Linked DNA regions of Mus musculus: region 2 is linked to region 1. The links are chromatin loops, found by intact Hi-C in ENCODE. Cell type or tissue: left cerebral cortex. All regions are shown on one strand. Links, peaks and the distances in the headings refer to the core of each region. The heading gives the core; the rest is flanking DNA.

Evidence for each region. A loop is a pair of places that touch in the nucleus more often than their neighbours do. Peaks named below come from ENCODE experiments on the same cell type or tissue, not always from the same donor. Only the 100,000 strongest peaks of a DNase experiment are listed, where the experiment ranks them.
Region 2: it touches region 1 in a loop (3-fold over the local background); 1 of 42 quality-filtered maps calls a loop at or near these places.

Annotation. Positions count from the first base shown.
Region 1 is chr3:84,038,021-84,043,393 of GRCm38, reverse strand. It overlaps Tmem131l (transmembrane 131 like), which reads left to right and starts at 3,233. Exons shown (of 35, transcript NM_172681.4): 1 at 3,233-3,417; 2 at 4,009-4,079. The coding sequence starts at 3,294. Gm30352 (a long non-coding RNA gene) reads right to left here and starts at 3,173. Exons shown (of 4, transcript XR_867387.3): 1 at 2,483-3,173; 2 at 1,342-1,546. In left cerebral cortex, for the core only: CTCF peaks have their summits at 2,671 and 3,407; DNase peaks (open chromatin) are centred at 3,467, 3,923, 4,308, 4,768 and 2 more places; H3K4me3 peaks cover 2,442 bases; H3K27ac peaks cover 1,954 bases.
Region 2 is chr3:83,913,162-83,918,534 of GRCm38, reverse strand. Tmem131l (transmembrane 131 like) reads left to right here. Exons shown (of 35, transcript NM_172681.4): 27 at 5,147-5,271. Among named protein-coding and RNA genes, the nearest start is that of Tlr2, 74 kb to the right of the region's middle. In left cerebral cortex, for the core only: a CTCF peak has its summit at 2,578 (motif pointing left); DNase peaks (open chromatin) are centred at 1,277, 2,581 and 3,187.

The DNA of each region.
Region 1 (5,373 bases), core at 251-5,250:
CAGGGAGGGCCTTCTTTCAGGGCAGAGAATTCTTAATAATTGTACACACTGGAGGCTTCAGGAGGTAAGATGGGGTGAAGTTATAGCAAGTGGCTAATGAAGTAGCTCATCAGGTAAGGGCTATTACCTCTAACCATGACCCACAGTTCGGGTCCTGGGACCCACATGGTAGAAAGAAAGAATGATTTTATGGGCTATCCTTTAACTTCCACACATACAATCGCACCGACATACTCAATAAATAAATGTAAAAATAATTCTAAAAAAATGGTGTAGCAAAAAAAAAAAAAGTGCCTTTGAATCAAGGAATCAGTTTGCATACCAGGAATGTAGGTTTCGACCCTATTTGTGGGAATTTCCTTCTAGTCAGAGCTGAAGCTTAGATACCAGTGGCTTAGTGAAACTCTTGGTCTTATTTCATTGGGGTGAGGCCTAAGACTGATTGATGGGCCAGCAGAAGGTTGCTCCATGTATAGGAATTATTCCAAGGTTGGAATGATAAATGAAATGTTAATCAACAGCTAATTCACACATTTGCCTATTAGTATCAAATTTAACACTTTATAGGTATGCCACACCTCCACAATGGGAATAAATTGTAGTACAATTTCTAGCATTTCTTGAGTACCTAATGGCAGATGTTTAGCATGCCTTATCTCACCTCATCTCCACAGTACTTCCTGGGACTTAGCATGGCTAGTCTTCTCTAGATTAGGGTTGTTGGGTTTACCATTTGAGTCAAATTTATATAGGATGTGTCAAGATACAATTTGTGTATAGACTCGCTTTTCATCTGTACTCTAAAAAAAAAAAGTTAAAAAACATTGTTAACATCATGGATGTTTTAAAATAAGAACTGATATTGTCATTGTGGTTTTGTGGTGCTGAGGATCAAAGCCAGGGTCTTGTGAATGGGGCAAGGGTGGCGCTACTGAGCTACATCCCCAGCCTTCTTTTCCTTTTCAATGTTGAGGTAGAGTCTCATAAAGTTGCCTAGGTGGTCTTTACATGTCCTCTGCTGCCCCTAGGATGGCCTGGAGAGTTCTCTATTCTCCTGCCTCAGCACTGTTAACCAGAGTTCATAGGCCTGGGCCACTAGACAGAGTTGAGGGTGAGCTTTTTGTTACTGTGTTTTGCTTTTTGTTTTTAGTTTATGACATAGATTTAACAACAACAACAGAAGCTAAATAAAAAGAATAAAGATTTTCCTCAATTTCTCAGCTCTAACAGTCTGTGGCTCTGTCATTAACAGGGATAGCAGGAACACAGCACAAATACATAGGTGCTGTCTTTGGAAAACAATTTTACCTTGAAACATGGGAGCTGCTTATTGGACCATACCTTCCTGTTGCTCGTGAGTCAGCACGAAACATCCCTCCAGAGAAGGCCAAGTGGGTCAGATTTATCTAAGAAGACAGCTGTGTGGTCCTGGATCCTTCTCCAGTCTCGTGGCACTGCAGATACACGCTTCTGGCTTCGTGAATAACGGTCAGTTACCCACTTTGTAAAGAACCCAACACGGAAGTAGCAGTCTGCCCTGGAAAACCTTTGGTAGGAGAATAAATGAGAGCAGACTCAAATATGGCCTACGGTAATATTCCTCAGTCTTTTAAGTAGTTCTCTTTGAGAGTGTGATACTTTTTTAATGTGAGATTTTATTAGTAAAAAGGTAAAATAATTTAAAAATCGGTGGAGTTTTGCATCATGACTTTTAAATTATACCTGTCAATATTTGCTTGTTTTCTTAGTATGGGTTTAAAATTAATTAACATTAAAATTAACATTTAATATTTACATAATAAATAGTAAAAACTGAAACACCTAGTGTGGGCTGAAACATGTGTTGGTTTTGTGGTACTGTGACCTGAACCAAGAGCTTTGCATGCGATAGCCGGGACATACCATCGATTTTCTGAGACCCTTGAATGCAGTGAGGGAATTTCAGTATCCGAGGGGCAAATAGAAACCCAGAGAAGTGAAATGAAGAGGAAAAAAAGGGTCCAATGGGATAGGACAGGACATCCTTGCCAGGGATGCACCCAAGCAATCTGGGGGGGGGGGGAGTAAGAAATAATTGGAGCTGCTCAAGTTGGACAAAGCAAAATGACATTTCCATGTGGACATTTGCTTTTATCAAGTGTTAAGTATGGCAAAGAAATCAGGTGGTTTAACCTCATTTAGAGTTACATCCAGACAAAGAGATTAGGTTCACAGTATGGTATTATGAAGAGAGCATCCATCATTCATATTGTCCTTGACCAACATCTGACCTGCTATGAGACTACATTTTTTCCCATAGTCTAGACTGGAAGGCTCCAGAAGCAATTAAACAGAAGATCAATGTAAGCAGACAGGTGTACACCATCACTTCCTGAAGCTCACAGTCTCTGAGTTTCATACGAGCTACGTTTGCTGCACACAGCAAATCAACTTAAAAAAAAAAAAAACAGAGGCAGAAAATAAATTTCCAAGTATGACTTACACTACTTATTAATATTGTTAACTGGCAGGCGATCTGTGCCCTCCACTTCAACTACGTTTAGCAAGTGGCTGGCTCACTTTTGCAGTCTGATTCTGCAGGTCCATCTGCAGGGCTCTTGAAGGTCTAACCTAAGCTCTCCCACCTGTCAGGATTTGGACCGTCTCCACAGAGGGCGCTGAGCGCATTACCGCCACGCGGCGCTGAGGTCAGCCTCTCGGGTGTTGGGAGAGCTTTTTATTCTAAATTACAGACCTCGCAGCCACCGGATATCCTCGCTGCATAACAGGCAGTAGCTGTGCGGCTGCACTCGCGTTTCCTGACAACCACAGCAATATTTCCACTAATATCCTGTTCAAGGCCAAGCGCTGGGCTACGATTCATTCCCAGGACCCCTCCCCCCGGGGGGTTAGTGCCCCCACCGTGGCCCGGGTGTCATCGACAAAGAGAACCTCATGAAAGTTCACGACAACACCCTCTCCCCGTGGGCCGCGAGCCCCAGCCCCCAGAGTCAAGCTTCTGGGGGCCCTCGGGCACGTGCTGCGCGCTGTGAGCGTTCGCATTGTCTTCGTCCCTCCGCTCCCCGCCGCGTTCCATCCCCTTCTATCTGCGGAGCACACGCGCTCGGGAGCAAGCGGCGCGCCGGCGCTGAGCAGCAGTCCAACAGCTGCGGGGGCGGGCCCAACAGCGGGGGGCGGGCCCGGAGGCGGGGCGGGGCCAGGGCGCGGGGGCGGGCCCGGGGCGCGGCCTGGCGGCCGCGGCGCCACCAAACAAGAGAACAAGATCGCTGCGAGCGAGCGCGGCGAGCACCAGCATGGCGGGGCTCCGGCGCCCGCAGTCCGGCGCCTACCGCCGCACGGCCGCTGCCGTGAACCTTCTGCTGGGCGTCTTCCAGGTCCTGCTGTCCTGCTGCCGTCCGGGAGGGGCTCAGGGACAAGGTCAGCCCGTCGTCGGGGCTGGCTGTCCCCGCCGCCCCGCCCCCCCTTTCTTTTAGGGAACTGTTGAAATCTGTGAGGGTTCGCGGAGGAAGGGGACTCGGGCGGCTGGGGAAGACGGGCTGCTGCAGCCCTGCGACCGCAGCGTCCCCTCGGCGACTCTAGGCCGGGCCAGGAGCGGGCAGCGTGGGGCTCAGGGACCGCTAGCCGCGCACGCCCCGGAGCCTTTGTGCGCGGGCCCCTGCGCCCCGGGCGCATCCCCCGCTTTGTGTGGCGCGCGGGTGCCTCGCCGCGCCCGGCTTCCTGCAGCTTTGTTTCCCCCAGCCCGGTGGCTTGGGGGTCGCGCCGTGCTTGGTGCGGCGGCCTCATGCCCTGGTCTTGACCAAGCCCGCACGCCCTCATCTTCTGGACCCCGGGGTCCGGCTGGGCATTGTATTTGCATCCTCGGCTCACCCCTCGGGTGGCCTGCCCTGCGAGGGGAGAAGGAGACTTGTTTGGGGGCAGGCGGTTGGCACGAGGGGACGGGCGAGGAAACAGGAAGCGTTTCTTTGCCGTGCATTACAAACGCGGTGTGTTTTTTTGGTGTCCGTGCAGCGTTTGAGCCCTTGCCGAACGTGGTGGAGCTGTGGCAGGCAGAAGAAGGGGAACTCCTGCTGCCCACTCAGGTGAGGAGGACCGGTGACAGGGCGGGTGTGGGCGTGTGAGGGAGGAGAGGCCTGGAGGTTGCCGGCCTTCCCCCCAATGGCACAGGAGCGCTCGGGTCACTTTGCAAGGCAAATAAACGGTCGTGCCGAGCCTGAACACCTGGCAACGGTGGCTCTTCAGCCTGGCTCCCGCGCCATGTGACAGGGTGTGAGTCAGGGCCGCCCCAAGTTCAGAAGGTGGGTGTCCAGGCCACCTCAGCAGGGTTGTGTGTCTCACAGCCTTGCGCCTGGCTAGTGGCGACTTCCTTGGCTCGTTAGTGGGCCAGGGTGGGCGGAGGACTCGCTTCTGGGTCTCCACGGCTGTCTCTAAGCAGGCGGGTGTGGTGTGGATGGCAAGTGGCTGGAGGGTTGAACACAATGGGAATATTGATTTCATAAATGTTAGTGAGTGGTACTTTGCCATTAGCCTAAGTAGCTTTGGGATGAAGAAGTGACTTTAAAGGAGTATAATCTTGGAATTTCTCCAAATGTCTTTAATTCCTGTTAGAACACACCCACTTAAGAACCTGAATTTCAGGTTTTTTCACCCCCCTACGATGATATAATGATTACATGTGGAAAAATAATTGCTAACGTTTTATTGGGAATCTGTAGCATAGAGGGCTTCAGGCTGCAACGGATGTGGTACTGCAAAGCTTTTGTCTTGAATTGCATGTTTCAGTTATGCAAGAAATTCTCACTGACTTGCAAAAGGTACCCACTTACACATAATTTTGAAAACATAATCTTGATGACTGTTTTCACCAGCAGTGTAGTAGAGACCCCAAATGCATTTGGGGGGTGTGTGTTTGCAGTGATAAGAGAACATTAGGCTTGCCTGTTTAAATTGTTTATTGCTTCCCATGCTGGTAGCAGCATTAAAATCAGGATGTTGAATTCTAACTTCTCTGCAGTCTCAAGGTTTACTGTTCTCCCTCTCACTGAAGCGGCAACAGTGCTGGCTTTGAGATATTTGGAATATTCATTTTGACCAGGGCCAATGAATAACAGCTTACAGGCAGAGGTGATTTTTCAGAGACACTTCCCCAGATCTTTCAGGAAGGCCAGCAGGCTCCAGGAGACCCACCCTTTGAGAATAAGCCCTGCTAGCAAGTAGTCCTTTCTCCTAAATGTATATTCCCAAATGAATTTTTAACCCTTGATTCTAAATAATACATCTGTTTTGAAAAGAGAGGAAATAAAAACCAAAACCGGGGGAAAAAAAAACCCACAAAAAACAACAAAAGTCTCAAAGCCAAAATCAGTTGTAACTTTA
Region 2 (5,373 bases), core at 145-5,144, 120 kb after region 1:
CTCCACTGCCCAGTCACAGGTTCTAGCTTTTATTGACCAATAAATGGGAGAAGGTTCACATGAGATCCAGAGTATGTGATAGACTGCTTGTCCGAAGGCCACATCAGAATTCAAGCAGCATCAGGACCGCCCACAACATTGAGGTGTCATTGAGAGAAGGAAAATGTGGGCAAAGACTATTTGTCCTGTCAAGTTGAGATGCAATTACAGCAGACATTTTTAAATGAAAATGAGCCTGTAAACTTGTCCTGAGGAAACCAGGTGAATGACAACCCACCAAGTAGACGTGAAGGTTTAGGGTTGCAGAAGTTGCATTAAAGGTCTGTTATTGACATCGGCTTATTTTATATCCAGAACTAAAACTAAAACAATAAAACCAGATTGCAAATACTAAAAACCCTAGTAGATATAGTAATATCTAAGAGGTATTACTGAAGATAGAGTAATATCTAAAACACTTGGAAAGTGGGGATAGTCAAAGGCAGGTGGGAGGAAATTTTTACTGTGATCATTCCAGGTAGAGGGCAGTCTTGTGTGTGAGTCTGTTTGTCTGTCCCTGTGGCACTGAAGATCAAACCCAGAGCCTACGGATGATAAGAACCACTAGGATACACCCCAGCAATCTGTTTCTTAGCTGTCTTGTTTTGGAGACAGGGTCTCTCTTCATAGCTTTGGCTATCCTGAAACTCACTATGTAGACCAGGTTGGCCTCAAAATCTTTCCTCTGCCTCTTGAGTGCTGGGATTAAAGGCGTATGCCACAGTGTCTGGCCCTTAAAGAGATCTTTAATGACTAATATATAATGCAGAAAAAATGTTAGAAAGTTGATAATTCCTTTGGTTCTACTTTGGTTACTTAAAAAAAATTAGATTCTTATAAAATTGGACCATAATGTTTGATCTAAAAGGAACTAATTGTCTTAATGTCACCTTATCCATTTCCTGTCCTGTCACCTTATGTATGTGTAAGCCTACACATCTACCTCATGGAGAAATATTCAGAAGGAAGGTTTATGAGATAGTCAGTGAGCCTGGTTATTTCTATATTCCAGGCTGTTCAACCTTACATAAGAAGCATGACTCTTGCTTAAATTAAATGGAAGTACTGTAAATATGTAAACCATAGACATTTCACAGTGGATTTATAAAGGCACAGGAACGTGGATGTAATCAAGCAGCAAGACTAAGGCTGGCCTACAGGGTTCTGGAAAGCCCTGGAGGGAGTAGCATCTTGTACAAGCATAGCACACAGAAAGGTCAAAGAAGGCAGGCAGCAAGCACTGCAGAATCTCCAAAAGGACCCAACAGGGCCGACAGCTGGGAGTGTCTAGGGAGCCCATCTGGTTGAAAGGCAGGCACCCACAGGGAAACATGGGCAGGAAGGCTCTTGAGCTCTCCATATTGGGACTGCCAGGCAGGAGTTAGGAATAGGGGTTACCTCTATGGAGCTGGACCTGTAGTAGCCTGACTTTATTACTCAGAGTTCTCTATATACATATGCACATATGCATTATGTATGTATACATATATGTATTATGAATATATATGAACTGATAAAATGAGGATATGAATATATACACATGCATGCATATGTATACACATATATAGTATATGTTTATATTTAGACTGACTTACCAGATGTGGTCTATATAGTCCAACAAGGGCTGTGTCACAGTGCAGTCTGAGAATCCTGGAGTTGTTTAGTCCATGAGAGTGAATATCCCTGCTGTCCCAATCTAGTGCTGGGGTCCCAGAGGACTCCTTGACAGCTGCTGGTTTTCAGTCTGTGTTGGAATCCTGAAGGAGTTGAATTTAATACCGGGCATAGCGTCTGAATAGACGAATTCAGCAGCAAGATTGAGAGCAAGAGCTTCCTCTCCCCGTGTCCTTTTATGTGGGCTGTCATCGCAGGGCCCAGATTTAGGGGATGCTACCTAACGTGATCCAATCAAGAAAATCCCTCACAGGTGTGCCCAACTTCTGTGGCTTCAGTTGATCCCAGACGTAGGTCAGAGTGACAATCAAGGTCTGCAGTCACACTTTCTCTACGGCATGAGCAAAGGTGTGGCCTGAATCTAAGTACTGGGTGATGTAGGGGTGCATGCGAGGCAGAGGAACAGATGCAGGAAGGGACGCAGAAACCACGTTTTGGAGTTGAGTATGGAGCCAATGACGCCAAGGTTCCTGTGGTCTCATGTCGCCCTGAGAGGCAGAGGTGATGCTGCTGGCTCCCTCTGCCACACACATGTACCAGAACCCTACACCGTGCCAGATGAGCCTTGGGCCAGATGAGCCTTGTGTATGCTGCCCCTTCATTATGAGGTTTTTTTGTTTTTTGTTTTGGTTTGATATTTTCTCCCATTCATCTCAACCATCAAATCATTTGAGGACTTCACTGGCCCCTGATCAGTCCTGTGCCTGCATACACTCTGGGTCTGTGCAGCTTTCAGCCATCTGCACGCAGTGTTGGCAGCTTGCTTAGCAGACTGCAGGACCAAAGATTTGGGGAATTCAGAATGGACTTTGGGACCCAAGGATGTGCCCTTGGTTGCAAGGTAGATATTCTGGTGCCATCATGTGGCTGACCTTGGTCATTGCCTCGGTGTTTGTGTCCTGATTCCGTGGGTTTGTTCCTTCAGGTCAGTGGAAGCTTTCTGCACCACACTGTCCATTAGAGAGAGTCACTCAGGGAGCAGCCCTCGGTGAGCACTGTGTGCATGCAGTTTGCAGGGTTTTTTTCTTGCTCATTCTTAGTGCCTGACTTCATAGCTTCTATAAATCTGTTGTGCACAGACAACTAGCTCTCTCTGTTGACAAGGAGGGTGAAGACCTGGCTTGGAAGCCATAGACTAAGCCTTAGCTCTGGGTTTTTATTTTCTCTTAAATGCTTTGTTTGTTTGTTTGTTTTAGAAAAGCAATTTTGATCACAGAAACATTAAAAGGAAAGGGGGGAGAGATGTATTATGTATCTAAAATGTAATGTTTTTTGAATGAGATCTTTAGCTTTTTTTTAGTGTAAGATAGTTAAGAGTAACTATTACTGCGTGTATATGGAAGTTGTAATCCTGATTTTCTCATGTGGTTGAGTATTGAGTGGGAAGATGCTACTCCATCCTCCTTCTGCAGGCTGCCTCTCCTCTTCACTTCATAAATAACTCTGTGATGAATGATTCGTTCTGACTCACCGTGATGGCTGCAGGCAGGACTGACTGGTTCAGCTTCCTCATTGTCAGGCTGCCTTCCAGGAGGGTGACTCCAGGTGACTTTCTCCTGGGTGGCAGTTGAATGAGCTGGCCTCATTCTCCCTGAAGCATCATTTGTGTCAACAATCTTCTGTTGTTGGGTTCAAGGCCCCCACATGCTAATAAGCTCATGCCCTACCTCTGAGCTATACCCCTAGGCCAGTTAGCAAAATATTGGACATGTGATAGATGAGCAAGGGTGTTTGGTTTGGGGGTGTTGTTGTTGATTTGGGTGATGGGACTTGGATCCAGGACTACTTCTGGGTGGAAACAGTTGTGTTATCTTTTTATTTTATCTAGGGAAAGATGATTTTCCTCCACTTTGTACGTGTGTAAAGTTAAGTGGTAGAGGGAAGTTTTTTTTAAACACCCATCCAAAATCAGCATGGTTGGAACAAACCTCTCAGTTGTGCAGGCTGACAGTTTGTTCCAACCATGCTGATTTCTGAAAGGCAGACAAATGTTAGTGACCACTGACCAGCCCCCACTCTCTGACCCCATTTAAAGACCAACACTTGACCTGTGTTTGTTCTTGGACAGCAAGGCTTTAGTGCATGAGTTGACAAGCCTTTGTTGGCTCTTACAGTCAAGGTGGACACAGACAAAGTTCCCCCAGCAGCAATTAGTGACAAACAACGGTGATTGCTGGCAGCCGTGGTTCTGCCCGAGTAGTCTCTTCTGTGCCTGTCTGTGGACCATCAGACAGAAGCCTGGAGAACGGGTCTTTCTGTGTGGGACTTACAATATTTTTAAACACATTTAGAGTAAAAAAAAAAAATCATGTATTTAATATTGGGAGGATTAAAAGAATATAAAAAGAAAGCAAAACTCCATGGCCCCCCCTGCCTGTGTGACCTAAATTCTCTGCCTTTTCCTGTTACACATGCAGGAGGCTCTGATAGCCTGGACTGAGGACAAGTAGGGAATTGAACACAAGCTTCCCTCTTTCTCCTTCCAAGGCCCGTTAGCCAGATGTCTGTTAGCTTGCCAAGGGTTCCTCCTCTGATTTCTGGGCCACCACAAAGGAAATGAACTAACCTTTGCTTTGTTCACAAAAGAAGTCTAAAGCAATAGAGAAGCTCTGGTCCAGGGGTCCAGGGTCTCTGGTGTGGGGTACATCTTTGTATTTGTGAAGACCATGGAGGAGGCAAGTCCTTCCGAGCTGCAGGAGTGTTGTTAAGCCTGACTCTCTTTGCCTGTGCTCTGCTGAAGAGGGGAGTAGGGAAGGAGTGGGGGAGGGGTTGGCGCACACCCTAGAGGATGGGGAAGATGCGTTAAAGGACCTTAACTTAAGGGACCATCCCATGGCCACCAACTGAGCCTATGTATAGACCACACCTGACAAAGTTTTAAATGTGTGTCTATGTAGCGCATGTACCTGTAACTGTCAGTACACTGGATTAAGTTCTTCATAACCACATTTGCACATGAAACATGTTCTGACTTCATTTACCCAAGAAGCTGTACCTAGTTTAGAACATTCTCTGGTGGTCTGGCTGTTCGTGAAAAGTTCATTTCAGGCGAGTTAGAGTAGAGATGCAGCTCCTACCTTCCCGGGTCATTTGGATTCTGCTCGGGCAGTTGATTCAGTCAGACACCAAATGACCAAGTGGAGGCAGAAGGTTTAGCGCAGCCACCTGGATAGCACTGGCAGATCTCTCCCTCTCAGCCCCTTGGAGGTTTTATAAGCAACAATTACTTTTTCTTCTCTGTCTTTGGCAGACAGAGAAAGCAGAGACACAAGAATGAGAAAGAACAAAGCAGAGACAGAGAAAGGCCGGTCTCGAGTGTGCAGAGCCGAGGCGTTCTGGATGCAGACAGTTGGTCCTCCAGAGTTAAAGGCAGTCATGAGTTTCTCTTCAGATAGTGTCTTGAAAGCACAAATGTTTCCTTCCTCCTCTTCAGCAGGAAGATCCTTCCAGGAAGAGGAAGCTTCAGGAGAGGAGAGAAGGAAGCACACAAGCCCTCAACTGGAATAAAACCCGACCTTGTAGGAGAAACAAGAAAAGGGCCTCTGCCCAGGCCTCCAGGTACGTGTTCCTGCAGCCCCTTCCCAGTTCAGGGCAGATCTCCACTGACAGCAGTGCCTCCTCTGTAGGCTTAGGTGGGCACCACAGCATAGGACAGTGTTG